2 separate regions of the Homo sapiens genome follow, and region 2 is linked to region 1. The links are chromatin loops, found by intact Hi-C in ENCODE. Cell type or tissue: dorsolateral prefrontal cortex. All regions are shown on one strand. Each heading gives the region's core, and the rest is flanking DNA. Links, peaks and the distances in the headings are about the cores only.

Region 1 (7,544 bases), core at 1,553-6,552:
GGCCCTCAAATCCAGCAAGAGGGACCCCTGCCCTGGGCCCTGCACATTAAGAGTCCCTCATCCCTCCCCACACAACAAAGAGTTCATAGGGCTAAGGGGATGTGCCTACCTACAGCCCCGACTTTCCATTCCAAACCAAGCTCTAAATGCCTAAAACATGGAATTCTTTGCCCAAACGCCCTCATCCTGCCTGCAAGACATGTGTGGGCATCTCCCCTGGTCCCACCCTCCTGAGGATAGACTGTGCCATCTGTGTGCCCAGCTAGACGCCTGAGGGGTGGTGTTTGTGAGCAACACACGTGCATGGAATATGGGTGTGCAACGTGCAGTGTGCAAGGGAGGCCCCTCGTGGTGCTGGTTAGAGCTGGGGTGGGAGGCAAGGCAGGTGGGCCAGCTCGGCTCTCCCAGCACATATGAGGTTGATCCCCAAGGAGCCTGAGAATTCTAAATGCGAACCCAGCCTTGCCGGTCATTATAAAGGTATATTCACCAAGGCAGGAGGGCAGAACACATTTAACAGTTTGTAAGCTGAATATAGAACATCTAAGTCTCTATAGACACAGTTGGTGAGCCTCCATTTGCACTATTTGCTCCATCCATAAATCTTAGGGGCAGACCTGAGTGTGAGTCTTAGCTTGAGACACTTTCTAGATCTGTTGAATTAGGTGAGTGCTTCTCTTCTCTTAGAAAATTGGGTCTCTCATTTTCTCATCTGTAAAGTCAAGGGCACAGTGTAGTTCCTGTCTACTGAGCCACAATTCTGACACCCTCCAGAGTCAGCCACTCAGGCAACATCTGCAGACATTGCTCACAGGACACAGAGGACACACTGGGGGAACCAGCAGAGCCTGGGGCAGCCTCAGAGGAAGCTCCAGTTAGGTTTGGCACTGCTTCCCTTTGAGACCTCATCATCAACATTCTGTTTCTGTTGAATCACTAAGCCAAGCCAGTGAGTCAGGGAAGAGCAAGGTCCCTGCAACCATACCCTGGGGCCCACCTGCTCTGCCATGCCTGGGAGCACCAGGGAGAGGGGCTGCCTATAACTAGTCCCCAGCTATGGTTTGGGAGAAGTGAATGCTGCTCATTCAGATGGAGCACCAGGTGTTTAACAAATATTAGAAACTCCAAACTGCTTCAGAAACGTAACTCAAGAAATCACCACAGAAAGGCAGGAGTGCGGAATGCTTCCCAGGGCCAGGGTCCCAGATTGAATTAAGAAGAGAGGGTCCCGGGTATTTTGGAGGTGGCTGAAGCAAAGTGGTGAGGACTGCTACTTATGGTGCCAAACATCCTGCAGGTAGAGCAGACACCACCAGGAGCTTCCTGACAAAGACAAATGCCACCCTGGGTCCTCAAAACAGGTCCTTTGTAATTAAGTCCTAGCAGGCCATCAGTGTGGAGGCTGACAAAACTTCCAGTGAGCAAAGACTCCGGCTGCTGTCCTGGCTGTCCAGAGGGAGAAGCCAGCTCCTGCTGCCCAAGACCAGCACTCCTGGGTCCTACAGGCTCTCAGCACCGAATGGCCCTGAGAGGCTCACTGCCTGAGACTGGTGGTGCCTGGGGCAGCCCCTGAGCTAGCTCTGTACTTGCTCATTTGTAGGGAGGAAGAGTTTAGTGCTGTCAAGATAGAAGCTGGTGGACTGGCTGTCAGGGTCTCTTGAGGACTGGTCATCCCCTCCTGTGTTGTCCCTCCCACATGCTTGGCGGGGATCAACCCCTCAGAGAAGGACAAGTTTGTATTCACTAAAGGGGCAGTGCTATCAGGTCTGCCACTATTCCATGACCTCAGGGAGCATTAGTCCAGGGAGCCTGTTGGCACTGGCCGATGGCAACCCCGGCCCCAGAAGTCTTTTCTCTCTCCAATGAGACTGGGCCTGGAGGGTCCCAGGGCACTGGGAGCAGGGGCTCTTCAAAGCAGCCCGGGGCTAGGAAGAGATCAAGGTCCTCCCAGAGGAATGGAGGGGAAATCGAAGGCAAGCAGAGTAGCTGCCTCCACTCCTGAGACCCCAGGACTCTCTCTGCAGTGTCTGGCCTGACATCGGCCAGAGGGATTTGCAGGAGTGGAGCTGGCCCTACATCCCAAATAGGCTGAACAGGAACCACGGCCCCTCCTCTTCTGGAAGTTGGAGGAAGAGTGGGAATGCAGTTTGTACTGCTCTAAATAAGAACTGGTTCCACTCCCAGCTCAACCCTCCTCCGCTGTTAGACTCATGGTGAGAGGGCCCCCTCTAGGAGTCTTTAGTCCCGGGAGTTAAACAACATTGCCCTACATCTTCTAAGAGCAGTCCCAGCCCAAGCGCTAAGGATGCACCCTCTAAGGAAGAGCCTCTCAGCTCTGAGTCATGGAAAGGGCAATAGCTCTGCAACTGTGGCTGCAAATATTTCCTTGAAGGACACTGAACCATGCAGAGACATGTGCTGTGACAGCCAATGTATGTCTTTGTGGCAGAATGCACTCGTGTCACTCCTGTAAACCTGTGTACACATGGCCAGCTGTCTGGTACATATACAGTTTATGTGTGAACACATGAGATTGTGTGTGGAGCTCCCACGTTTACATGGCCTGGTATCTATGTGCTCTCAGTCACTCACATGTACATTCTGTTCCTGAATCTGTGGGGATTCTGTGGCTGGAAGATTGGTCCAGTGTGTAATCAGGAATGGCTGTGCTCAGGGGGACAATGAACACGTGCACACTTGCCCTTCAATGTGTCGGCATTGTGAAGGTCAAGGACTGCTTGTTACTGCTCTCGTGCAGGAAATACTCAGAATGCTCAGCCTGACACCTCCAGCCTGTCCCCTTCAACCCTGGTGTGGAACATATCCACCAGAGGATAGAGCTTCCTCTGCCCCGAGGCTCCCCTGGGTTCCCAGGGTTCTCCCACACGGAAGGCCCTCGCTGGCCCTGTCAGAGCTCTCTGCCTGCCTCACCTGCGACACCATCTGGACCCCAGCACCCCCTTATCTAGGGTCCCAGGACACAGAGCAGGGAGCCTGCCTTCCCCTGGGACAACAGGATGTAAAATAGCAGAGTCCAGACGCTGCCAGCTGTTTCCCTCCTCGATTTCCTATTCTCCTGGGGAAAGCTGAGGTGAGCTCAGGACAGCGCAGCTAAGAGTTCCCTCCTTCTCTCCCTGACAGGCTCCTGCGATGGCAGGGGTTCCCAGAGGGTACCCATGCTTGCCCAGCTCCATCTGCCCTCCTGAGAACAGCAGCCAGCGTGACGACGGAGGTGGGGGCAGATTCAGCCCCAGGAGCCTTGGGGCACACTCCTTCTGCAGGAGCCTCTAGGCACCAAGTCAGGCAGACATTGGACAGTGCTCTCTGGGGAGGGCAGGAAGAGCCCCCCACCCCACCCCTCAGGGCCCACCACAGAGAAGGACGCAGCCCGAGTCCATCAGAATTCACACACACACACACACACACACACACACACACACACACAGTCGTGAGACAGAGGCAGCGCCACACACCCGAGAAGGGAAAGACTCAGAGAAGCGACACACTTGGGTCTGAAAAGCTCTTAAGGAGCTCCCTAAGCATCGAGGCCGCCCTCTCGGCCAGAATCAAACACTTTGAAGGTCTTTAATAGGGAACAAAGACCACGGACTTCCCATGTGCCATTTAAAGTGAAAGCTACAAACACAGAAAATGTGCATGAAGAAGCCCAACAGAGTTCTGACTGTCTGTGATTTCTACCCTGATGCTTCAAAAACCGATGTATAGATGGGCTCACCCGCATTTTTTGTGGCCCTGGTTTGCTGATACCCTAAGCACCTCCTTAAGCCCCACAGCTGGGCCGCTTTCCCCACCCTCGAGTTCTCAGAAGAAACAGAGGCTCGGTGGAAAAGAGCCCCTGGGGCTAGGGACCTCCCACTCCCGCCGAGATCCCGCGCGGCTGTTCCCAGAGCCTTAGCTGCGCTCGGCTCACCTGGGGTGCAGGTCCACCAGCAGCACCAGCGTCTGCATGGTGATCACGTCGATGCGCTTGCAATGGAAGCGGGCCACCTTGAGCACCTTGAGGTACGTGCAGCAGAGCACGACGAAGGAGAGCAGGAAGCTGAGAGCGTGGAAGGCGCCAGTGAAGACGGCGAAGCGCAGGCGCTCGTCTGGCCGCCGGCTGCACAGCGTGCACGAGGCGTACAGCTGGTGGAAGCCGAGCCAGGACAGGGCGAGCGCGGCGGCTGGGAAGGTGAGCGCGTGCAGCCACGTGTAGGCCACCATGAGCGCCGCGTCGCGGAGGCGCATCTTGGCCCGGTAGCTCAGCGGGAAGACCACGGCCACCCAGCGGTCGATGCTGAGCGCGGCCATGCTGAGCATGGAGTTGGCAGCCAGGAAGGTGTCGAGGAAGGCAGCCAGGCGGCACAGGCGGTCGCCCGCCGGCTGCCGCTGCGCCACGACGCCGGCCAGCGTGAGCGGCATGTTGACCACGGTGCACAGCAGGTTCCCGCACGTGAGGTTCAGGGTGAAGAGCGCCGGCGCCTGGCGGCGGATGTCCGCGCTGTGCAGCAGGCAGAGCAGCACCAGCGCGTTGGACAGCAGCGAGACGCCCATCGTGCCCACCAGTAGCCCCGCCAGGCCCGCGTCCCACGAGTTCATGGTGCGCGCCCCGCGCCGGCGCTCAGGGTCCGCAACCCGGCGCCGCCATGGCGCTGCCCGCGGCCGGCTCAGCCCCTCGGCGCCGCCGCCGCCCGGCGACCACCGGCCCCAGCCGCCATGGCTCCCAGGAGGGCGCGCGGCCACCCCGGAGCCTCAGGCGGCCTCCCGGGCAGGCGTCTGGGCGCGCAGCCACCCGGGAGCCCCGCGCCGCCTCACGGGCAGGCACCTGGCGCGCGGCAGTGAACCCTGGCCCCCAGCAGCACCTCTGGAGCCAGCGACTGAGCGTGCGGTAGAACCCGAAGCCTTTAGCGCCCCGGGATCCTGGGTTGCAGGCACCTGCGCCCCTGCTCCGCCTCTGCCTCTGCTTCCTCCCGCTCTCACCCCATGCCCGCGAGCTCTGTCTCCGCTCCGCTCCGCGCACCCTCCCGCTCTCTTGCTTTCTCTCTTCCTCCCTCTCTGCTCTCTGGCTCGCTCTCTCTCTCTCTGCTCTCCCCTCCACCTCTCTCCCTCTCCCCGCCCCCCGCGCTGTTCTCTCCGTCTGTCTCTCCCACCCCCAATTTTCTCCCCTCTCTTGTTCTTCCCCCTCCTCTTCTCTCTGTCTCTGGAATCTGGCTGCTTCTATCACAGAAATCCCCACTGGTGCACACACAGACACACTCGCGCACACACACTCACACTTACAGGCTCGGAGGGAACCAGCCCCGAAGGCTCCGGTGCAGGGTGATTGGCTCACTGTGGCTCCCTTCCCCCAACATCCTCCATCCCCCCGTGTGTGTCAAAGACAGGCTGAGTCAAGGAAATCTCTCTGAGAAAAGGAAGGGATGCCTGGACACCTTCACGCCCCAGTGCCACCTGTCCCCGCCTGCATGCTATCCTGGCAGACCTTGACGTGAGTGTCCCAGCCTGTCTGTCCCAAGAACAGCTGCTGCATGACTGAGGTTACTCGATTCTCAGTGCCTTCTTTCCCTCGCCCTACAGCCAGAGCTTCGGCTGAATCCTAAGCCTGCTGCAGGGACCCCGAGGCTCTCTGTAACATCCCCTGGGCATCTCTCCAGCTGGGAGATGCCTTTGCTGACCCTGACTGCTCCCACCTGGGCAAGCCAGGCTGTCCACAACCAGCCTAGACAGCTAACCCTAGTATGGTGGATACTCTGTTGTCCTGCTCCAAGTTCCAGCAGCTGCCTCCTGTAGCCCTGAAGCCACACACCCCTCTGCCCTGAGACTGGTGAGGCAGCACATTCTAGTTTATGAGGGACCTGCCTGATATAAGGTGCCAGAACTCTTCAGAAAATGGGGAGGGTGTCAGCTGGCAGGCATGGTCCAAGCAACAGAGACCCTGGACACAGGGGACCCCTGCCTCCCCTCAGCAAAGTGTGCAGGGACTGTGGCCCTTCGGTTCTCAACCAAGACTCTGTGGGGAAGGGGTGGGGATGGACAGGCAGGGGCAGCTCTCAGAACCCCTGCAGCCCCCTTCAACTCTGTGAGATGCTGCCCTGCAGTGACCCCCTGCACCATGTCAGCAACCTCAGATCCCTGTCCTGGACATAGAAAGCCCTGTTCTGGAGCCTCCTGGTGTGGCCAGTGGTGACTGGACATTCCTGGGCCTCAAGCCACTAGATAAAGTAAGCCAAGCAAGGACGTGGTGGACTCTACGCCCTGAAGGTAGAGACCTCATTATACTTAATTATCTCCTTCACATAGTACCAAGCACATTGTAGATGCTGTATTGTGCCATTTTTCTTTGCTGTAAAGGAATACCTGAGATTGGGTAATTGATGAAGAAAAGAGGTTGAATTGGCTCATGATTCTGCAAGGTATGCAATCATGGCTCCAACATCTGCTCAGCTTCTGATGAGGGCCTCAGGAAGCTTCTAATCATGGCAAAAGGCAAAGTGGGAGCAGGCATGTCACATGGCAAGAGTGAAAGCCAGAAAGAGAAGGGGGAGGTCCCAGGCTTTTAAACACCATATCTCTCATGGACTGAGAAGTCATTCAGGATGGTGCCAACCCATTCATGAGGGCTCTGCCCCCATTATCCAATCGCCTTCGCCTCCCACCAGGGCCCACCTCCAACATTGGGGATTATGTTTCAACATGAGATTTGGAGGGGACAAACATCCAAACTTTATTAAATGCTCATGAAATGAGGTGTCAGGAGGGCAGAAACAAGATTCCCTCTCTTCTCTGTGTGTCCACAGATGACACTCATTGACAGTTATCTGAGTGACTGACAGCTGCAGACAGTGGAGTTCTGAAGCCAGCTCACACCAGCTCAAAAGGGCCCATTATGGGCATCTCTCTCCATCTCTGCTTCAGTGACAGCATGTTGGTTGCTTAAAATCCACCACAATGAGTTTTTGCATTATAGAAATCAGCAAACTCCATAGATCAGGGCTTCTCCCACCCCAGCCTGTGGTTAAACATTTAACGACACACCACTCACTGATTTCATAGGACCCTGGGCAACTTACTCAACATCCCTGAGGCTAGGTTTTCTTATTTACCTTTCAGAGCCGTGGTGATGACTACATAAGGTAATGTGTACGTTTAGCTTTGCTTCCCAGAGAAGGAAACAGGGCAGAATGCTAGCAATATCATCAACCCTTGGCCCCCTCATGTAGCCTACAGATTTTAGTGTTGGCTACATGTCTCATTAAATACCTGTTATATGACAGCAGAGGACGCTGTTCATCTGTGTGTCTCTCCTGCTGCCAAGGAAGTGTCCCCTACAAATAGCTCCTGGCAGGAGATAGGAGCTATTTGTGCTATAGTTTGAATGTGTCCCCCAAAGTTCATGTGTTGGAAACCTGACCCCCAATGCAACAGTATTGGGAGGTGGGTCCCAATGGGAGGTGTTTGACTCATGGAGGCACTGCCTTCATAAGTGGATTAGTGCCATTATCATGGGAATGGGTTCCTTATTAAAGGATGAGTTTGCCACCACC
Region 2 (7,544 bases), core at 1,372-6,371, 300 kb before region 1:
CAGCCATGCAGGAGGGCTGCAGCTGGGGTCAGCCCATGCAGTGATTCCCTGGTGGTCCTTGGGCAAATCAAACCTCCTTCCCCATCTACAGACAGAAGGGGGATAGGCTCAGACTTGTTTTACAGGCTTGTTGTAGTGATAAAATAAAGTCTGTGAGAGCAACATCTGACATATGCCAGCGGAGGGTGCCCAGGGGGCATGTGGCTCACCCTGAGCAGTGGCCGTGGCACAGGCTGGGGTGTCTGCCGCTGGGGAGGCGAGAGAGCAGAGCGGTGCTGCAGTGGCTGTCCCAGCTGGGGGAGTAGGAACCTCTGCTGGAGGTGGAGCTGTGTGTCCCCGTGAACTCACTGGGTGACTTTTGGTTCTTCGCCCAGAGCTCCAGCATCACCAATGAGTGGGCCTGCCCTTTCTTCCCAAACTCTGAGACTTGGGCGAACACTTGATCTTCTGGGACTCTGCTTCATCCTTTGATGGAGTTCGTGCCCATTGGGTTGGTTAGAGTGAGGAATAAAAGGATCCTGTCACTAAGTGCTTTGCACAGTGAGCCATCATCTGCCAGTCCAATGTGGGGAGAATATGCCAGGGGGAGATGAGGGCAGGAGCCTCACGTAGGGTGTGAGCCAGGCAGTGGCTCAGAGCAAACTGAGAAGGTCCTTCCAGCCCTGGATTCATGTCTCCATGGAAACCTGCTCTTGCCAGAGAGTCCGCCCAGCCCAGGCCCCCCTCCTCCAGGGCTGGTGGGTTCTTCAGCTGGAGCTCCAGCATCACCGATGAGTGGGCCTGCCCTTTCTTCCCAAACTCAGAGAACTGGAATGGGTTTCCTTACCTGGGACCTGCAGTTGACTGGGGAATGGAATCCAGGATTCTGAGTGCAGAAGTTTCCAGATTCAGGGTAAGCTGGGTGCCTGGCCGCTTCTATGTGCAGGGAGAACAGACCCTTCCCTGTCCCCCCATGGTGCTGAGGTTGTGTTTAGTGAGAATGTGACGAATTGGGCACTAGGTGTGAGCAGAAGCTTGTAAATAACCAGGGCCTTTCCAGAAGGTCTATATTGATCTCAGAGATGCAGTGTTTGGAGGTCCCGGCATGGACTCCTCAAATGCCCCCATTCCCTGCATTTTTTTCATACTAAGCTGTGAAGGTCAGACTAAGCCATGAAGGTCAGAATCTGTGATTAGTGGGTGAATGGCCTCCCTTAAATAGCCATGGCCCAGCTAGGTATGATTCTGTCTGGGTGGCAGAAAGAGCCTTGAGTCAGGAGGCCAGGGATGAGTCTGGCTTCAAAACCTCTGACCCCAGCCTCGTACCCTCACTCTGCCTGTCTGTTTCTCGGCTGTAAGCTGGTGATAGCATGGCCAAGGCTCTGAACCCAGCTTCTGCCCTACTTCTGTCTGCCTGATTCTCCCTTTTCCTTTTCCTCTCCTTGTCCCTCTCTCCATCTTCCCTGCCAGAAGCAGGGCTGGCTGCCCTCTCAGTCAGGGTGTGCAAGGCCCCCAGGGAGGCGACTGTGGGTGCATGCATGCATGCGTGTGGGGGTTTTATGTGGCAGTGTCTCTAAGATTGGGTTTGGGGTTCATGAGATTATTTTCCAAAATTAGAAAGCAAATGTATGTGGGGAGGAAGGAGGTGCTGCCAGAGGGCATGTCTAGCTGTCTCTTTTGGAAATTAAGGAAGAGGAGGTCTAGTTTGGCCCCTAAAGTCATACTTCCCCTTGGGGCTGCAGTTTTTAATCTGATATCATTAACCAAAGTCACTGCAAAGCTCCTCCCAGGGCTTTGATTTGAGGTGAGTGGGAGCCCCCTGTCTTCTTGGGGGTTGGGTGATTGTTGGATGACATCAGAGAAGCCCAGTGTTCCAGGTCAGAGCCTTACTCTCCCTGCAGGCTCCCCACCTCTGTCCACCAGAGGATTTCCTGTCGCGTCTGTTTGCTTATTGCTTCTCAGATAAGTTTTCATTTGAAACAGTGGTCTGAGGCTCTAAATCATTTGAAAGTCTTCTCTCCCAGTGTTCAGACAATTCCCCTGGTTCTAACATTTGGTGATTCTGCAAGAAGCCTTCATGCTAGGGCAAACAACTCTCCCACTTTGCCCAGCGCCGTGGGGTTTCTGGACATGGGACTTCTAGTGCTGAAAGTCCCAGGAAAACCAGGCCAATTGTTCATCCTCTCACATTCTCACTTGAGTAGCTTATATTTTGAGCCATGCTTGTTTAGAGAAGGGAAAGACACCATTTAGAAAGCCCCTTCAATGCCTAAGTGTCAAGAAAAATGGGATCCATCACCTAGTCGAATAGTAACACTGGATGAGAAGGGAGGGAAGCTGGTGCCCATATGTTTTGAAAAAGCAGCATTTACTTTAACTTTGAAATCTCAGAGCAGTCCCCAGGCAGGATGGGAAGCCAATGGGGCCAGGGCTGGTGCAGCTGATGGGATCTGAAGGGAAAGAAGAGCTTTTAAAAAGGAGAATTTCACACTGAATCTCTTAATCTGTTTTACAGACTCATAAAATCTTAATATAGCCCCGAGACTGTCATGTTTACAGACAGTGCAGCAAAGGCAGTGGCTTGGAGTGTGACCAGAGAGTTTGCAGAACAAACGCACCAGGGAGGGGCTTGGATGGAAATAACCAAGCGCTCTCCCCGCAGGGTAAGGCAGGACAGCCGGGCAGCCCCCGTCTGGTTCCCCCAACTGTGAGCAGAACGCTGGGCTACAATCTAGGCTGAAGCTTCAGTGTACTGGCTTTTAGCAAAAAGCCCCCATACTGCTCCTGGGGCAGAGGATGGTAAGATGCCAACTCCTGACACATCCATGACAGTGTGTGATGCAGGTGGAGCTCCAGTCCAGTGGACACACCTGTGATAGATTTGAGAACGCCTGGAGGTTGGAGGTTGCTGAGAACCCAGTGTTGCTAAGAGGGTCACAGGCACTCAGAAGACAGGGAGGTTCCGGTGGGCTTCCTGGAGAGGGGCCCTGGGCTGGGCTCCACAGCATCTGGGAAGGCAGAGGGCATTTCTGGGGGAGAGGGCATGAGCAAGTACGGGGAGGCTGGATGGGCACAGCACAGGTGAGGGCAGCAGAGGCAGCACCTGGAGAGAGGGCTTTTGTTGGGGGAACGGTGAGAGATAAGCTCACCCTAGTCCTGGCTTTGGAGATGAGAAGAAGAAACAAAAATGAAGCAAAATACTTGTCACTGTAGAGGAGCTTACAGTCCAGACGACCTGGGAGAAATGAATTTGAAAACAAAGGAAGATTTAGGAGCTGCGCCTGTCAATGTCAAGGTCCAGCCTGAGCCATGGAAAAAGAATAGAATTGGAGTAAGCCCTGCTGGAGGGCAGACGTCTTCTTCTCTCTGTACTCCCTGCCCATCCCAGGAATCTGGACACTGGCGTACTTCCGTGTTAACATAACGGCTTTAAAATTTTTCCCGTTATGAGCTTTAAAGAAGTAATTTCCAAATATTGGTCTTTGTGGAAAAAATGAGAAAAGAATCAAGTTTCCCTGGTCTAAGACTAAATGTGAAAAGTAAAGAAAATATAGTGAGTTTTTTTTTTTTATAAAGCCAAGCTTATTTAATTTGGAGTATCCTTTACACAGAGATGATGCTGTTCCTATATTTTTGTGTTCAGCTGGCTTTCTTTAATGGAATCATGGCCTGTGAATTAAAATTAAAAGTATTGGTTTCTGAAACCCTAAAGGCTGGGAACTACTGTTTTAATGGCTGATTGTCTCCATTTCTAAAATATATATCAATATATTTTGACATATGGACACTAGGCGTCAGGAAGACAGAAGAAGCTGGACAGAAAGAGATCAAGATTTAACTGGTTATGCTGTAGACCATGGCAGATCGTAACAGAAGACAAAGCCCTTAAAAGGTAAACCTCCTTGGCTCTGTTCCCTGGAAGAGGTGGGTTATTATGTTGATGGGAGGTGGGTACAAATTGGGAGGGATTTGGATGATGCTATAAGATTGGAAGCTACGAAATTTTTGTGAATGTTTATTTCTTTGAGCTAGGCTTGGGATGGGGAAGACTCTTCTCTCCTTTGTTCCAGACATGAGTGAGATCAGAAAGTCTCCTAGACAACAAGAGCTGGCCCCCTCTGACACTTCTGTGTCACACTCCGTCTGAGCTTTCTCTGGTCTTGCCCTTTTCCTAGGGTTAGAGTCCAAAAGCCAAGTTGACATGCCAACTTGGAGCTCATGCCTGTGTAGGGGAGGAAAATAATTTCTCTCTACTTTTCATAGTTTTTAGTTGGGACAGACCCCTGTAACAAAAGACAGATTAACAAGAGAAAAACAGAAGTTTAATAACAAGTATACCCTCATGCATAGATGGGAGGTACTCAGAAAAATGAATGAATCTCAAAGAGGTGGCTTGGAATTCAGGCTTAAAAACTATTGTCTATGGAAACTAAGAAACAAGGGCATGGGGAAGGCTGGTTATGGGAAGAAAAAGCACAGTAAACAAAGAGTAATGTTTGTATTTGCAGATCTGAGTCAGCGCCTTCTCCATTGATAAGAGTCTTTAGTGATTTGAGTCCTGGTACAGAGAGGGAGACACTCTTACAGATGGAGATTTCACCTTTTATAGATATAAATTTCCCTTACACAAAGGTAGCTGCCACTTTGTTTTCAGAGCATCTTTTGTGTCTGTAGCTTCTCAAAATAATAAGCTCAAAATAAGTCTTAAGCCAAAGAGGCATACTTTGGAGTAGCATTTTCTGGTCTCCTACACCTCTGCCTTCTAGACAATGCTCCAATTCCTGGAACATTGGAAAGCCCCATCCAAATGACCCTGTGTTAGTCTGAGTTCTCCAGAGAAACAGAACCAATAGGTTACACACCCACATATTTAAATGTATATATATTATATAAGAAGCATTTATTATAAACACTTTATTATAAGGAAGTGGCTCACGTAGTTATAGAGGTTGAGATATCCTAAGATCTTCAGTTGGCAAAGTGGAGACCCAGGAGATCCAATGGTATAGTTCCAGTTTGAGTCTGAAGGTCTGAAAATGAGGAGATCCAGTGGTGTACATTCCATCCAAGTCCAAGTCTAAATCCATAGGTGGGAGAAGACCAACTTCCCAGCTAGAAGGCAGTCAGACAGAGGAGAGAGAATTCTCCCTTACTTGGCCATTTGTTCTGTTCAGGCCTTCAATGGATTGAATGCAGCCCACTCACACTGGGGAGGGCAGTCTACTTAGTTTACTGATTCAAATGTTTATCTCATCCAGAAACACCCTGATAGACCCACCCAGAATAATGTTTAACCAAATATCTGAGCAGCCTGTGGCCAGCCAAAGTGATACATTAAAATTAACCATTACAAGCTCCAAGGCACTTCCAGGGCCTGTGCTGGCTTTCTTCCTGGGTTCCTCTTCCTCAGGTGGGCCACACAATTGGATGAGTACGTCTAGGCCCAAAGTTGGGCCAAGGGGGGATATTTGTGGGGATGGGGAGAAGAGCTTTCATATAAGGGCCTAGAGAGTGAATATAGGTGTTCACAACTGGTCCAGGGTGGGCCAGTATGAAAAAAAGGGACAGGCTAGGGGCCAACTGTTGCTGCACTGCCTGTTTCAGTGCAAAACTCCAAGCAGTCCGATAATTCTAAATTTGAACTTAAGTTTCCAGGTTGTTATGAAAGTATAATTATCATTGTAGGAGGAGGGAATGTATTTAACAGCTTGTTTGCTTGATTTATAACTTTTGAATATTTAGACATATGGTATGTGGGTGTCCATTTGTACACTTGCCCAGGCCCTCTAAGGGTCCTGTCTGTGTGGATGGGGTCCTGATATTGTAAAATTATACATTAGAGGGTATTGGGGGTTGTTCAGAGGGGCTTGTTCAGATAGGGTTGATATTTCCTTTGGGCCTTGAATACAGCAGGATTTTGAAGTTCAGTGAGGGTAGGACTAGTGTGGTAGACTCTGATTAAAGTGTACACCTTGAAAACCAGATAGAAGTGACATTCAGTTAAATATGGCAGACTGAACACGTGAATTTCCTTCTACCCCCACCCCAAATCCCACCAAAAAGACAGTAAAGGAATTAAAGGGAGCACAAACTCTTAAGGACAAATAGAAAGTGAGTGGAATAACAACAGGATGTTTTGGGAACTGGACAGTGGATGAATGAGTGTCTTAGTCTGTTCAGCTGCCATAACAACATACATTAGACTGAGTAATTTATAAACAATACAAATTTATTGTTCATAGTTCTGGAGGCTGGGAAGTCCAAGATAAAGGCACCAGCAGATTCAGTGGCTGAGGAGGGCCTGTTCCACATAGATGGCACACTCTGTGTCCTAACATGGTGAAATGGGCAAGCAGGCTTGCTCAGATCTCTTTCATGGGGCACTCAGATCTCTTTCATGAGGGCACTAATTCTTTTCAGGAGAGTGGAGCCTTTGTGACCTAATCACCTCCTAAAGGCCCCAACTCTTAGTACTATCACACTGGGTATTAGGTTCCAACATATGAATTTGCAGGAACACATACATTCAGACCATAGCAAGAGAGTAAATGATTAACTGACAAGAGAAAGTCGGCAGGATCCCTAGTGTGGTGACCAGTGGTGGTGAAAGCAGGAGGACTGTGGAATTTGGAATACAAAGTCTGTGGAGGAAATAGACCTCAAGATTCCCTGCTTCCCTTTGAGGAATGGGCACCTGACTCTTCTGCTATCCTGCAGAAGACTGGAGGTCTGCTTTCCAGAGAGACTGAGGAGAGGGACCTTGGTCTCAGGGAGCAGGCAAGAGAGGAGAGGCACACTGAAATACAGGATTAGGTGCAGGTTTTCCTAAAATGAGATGTCAGCCCCTTTTCTGCTCTGTCTTCAAATGTGTGACTCTCCTAGGCAGGAGTGTGGAGGTTACCCCATGAAGAGAGTTATCAACTCAAGAGAAAGACCCCCACCAAGTTGTCAACTGCTTCAAGTTCCCTTTAGGAAATGGTCTTAAATCCCTGCATGAATGGTAATCTTTTAGTGTATCCCTCTTGACTGTAAACCACAGTCAAAGCCCATTCGACATTTGAAGAGAATGAAAGACAGAGACCAACCATGGCCCCATAATTGTTACAGTGAAATTATTCAATACAGTAGAGGATCAGTTGATGAGTCAGACTCCTGAACAATTGCTCTGGACAAATGTCCTTGGAAGGTACACTCTATGTGTCCTAATGTGGTGAAATGGGCAAGCTGGTAAAGACAGATTTTGATTCTTAAGGTATGAGTATACTCTGTGAAGCTGGGTTAGAGTTCCAGGCTTCTTTTCAAGGGTACTTCCTTAGCTGGGACGTCTTTTTCCTGGCTCCTTGCTCTGAGTTGGAATTATTCCCTGACTCCCTGGGCTGGAAGTCTTTCTTCCTGACTCTCTGTGAGGCCTCCCCGTTCTGTTTATTCTTTCTGTTCTCTCTACTGGATCCTGCTTCTCTCACTGGAATGATTCTGTCACCAGAAGCTCCTTTCTTTGAACCCCTGCTGACTAGATGCTCTGCCAACTCTGGTTACCTTTGCCAGATCCTTTCCCTTCCCACTCC

The links. Hi-C counts contacts between places; a loop is a spot of excess contacts. Peaks named below come from ENCODE experiments on the same cell type or tissue, not always from the same donor. Only the 100,000 strongest peaks of a DNase experiment are listed, where the experiment ranks them.
Region 2: a loop joins it to region 1, with 4 times the contacts of the local background. A loop is called at or near these places in 1 of 110 quality-filtered maps.

What each region holds. Positions count from the first base shown.
Region 1 is chr10:123,663,463-123,671,006 of GRCh38, reverse strand. It overlaps GPR26 (G protein-coupled receptor 26), which reads right to left and starts at 4,652. Exons shown (of 3, transcript NM_153442.4): 1 at 3,932-4,652. The coding sequence starts at 4,599. RefSeq lists enhancers at 3,830-4,367, 4,368-4,906, 4,907-5,444. In dorsolateral prefrontal cortex, for the core only: no CTCF peak of the experiment used is centred there; no DNase peak of the experiment used is centred there; H3K4me3 peaks cover 1,501 bases; H3K27me3 peaks cover 4,774 bases.
Region 2 is chr10:123,958,293-123,965,836 of GRCh38, reverse strand. It overlaps LOC107984128 (a long non-coding RNA gene), which reads left to right. Exons shown (of 3, transcript XR_001747628.2): 1 at 1-892; 2 at 3,771-3,871. Among named protein-coding and RNA genes, the nearest start is that of CPXM2, 70 kb to the right of the region's middle. RefSeq lists an enhancer at 1,780-1,949. In dorsolateral prefrontal cortex, for the core only: no CTCF peak of the experiment used is centred there; no DNase peak of the experiment used is centred there; H3K27me3 peaks cover 859 bases.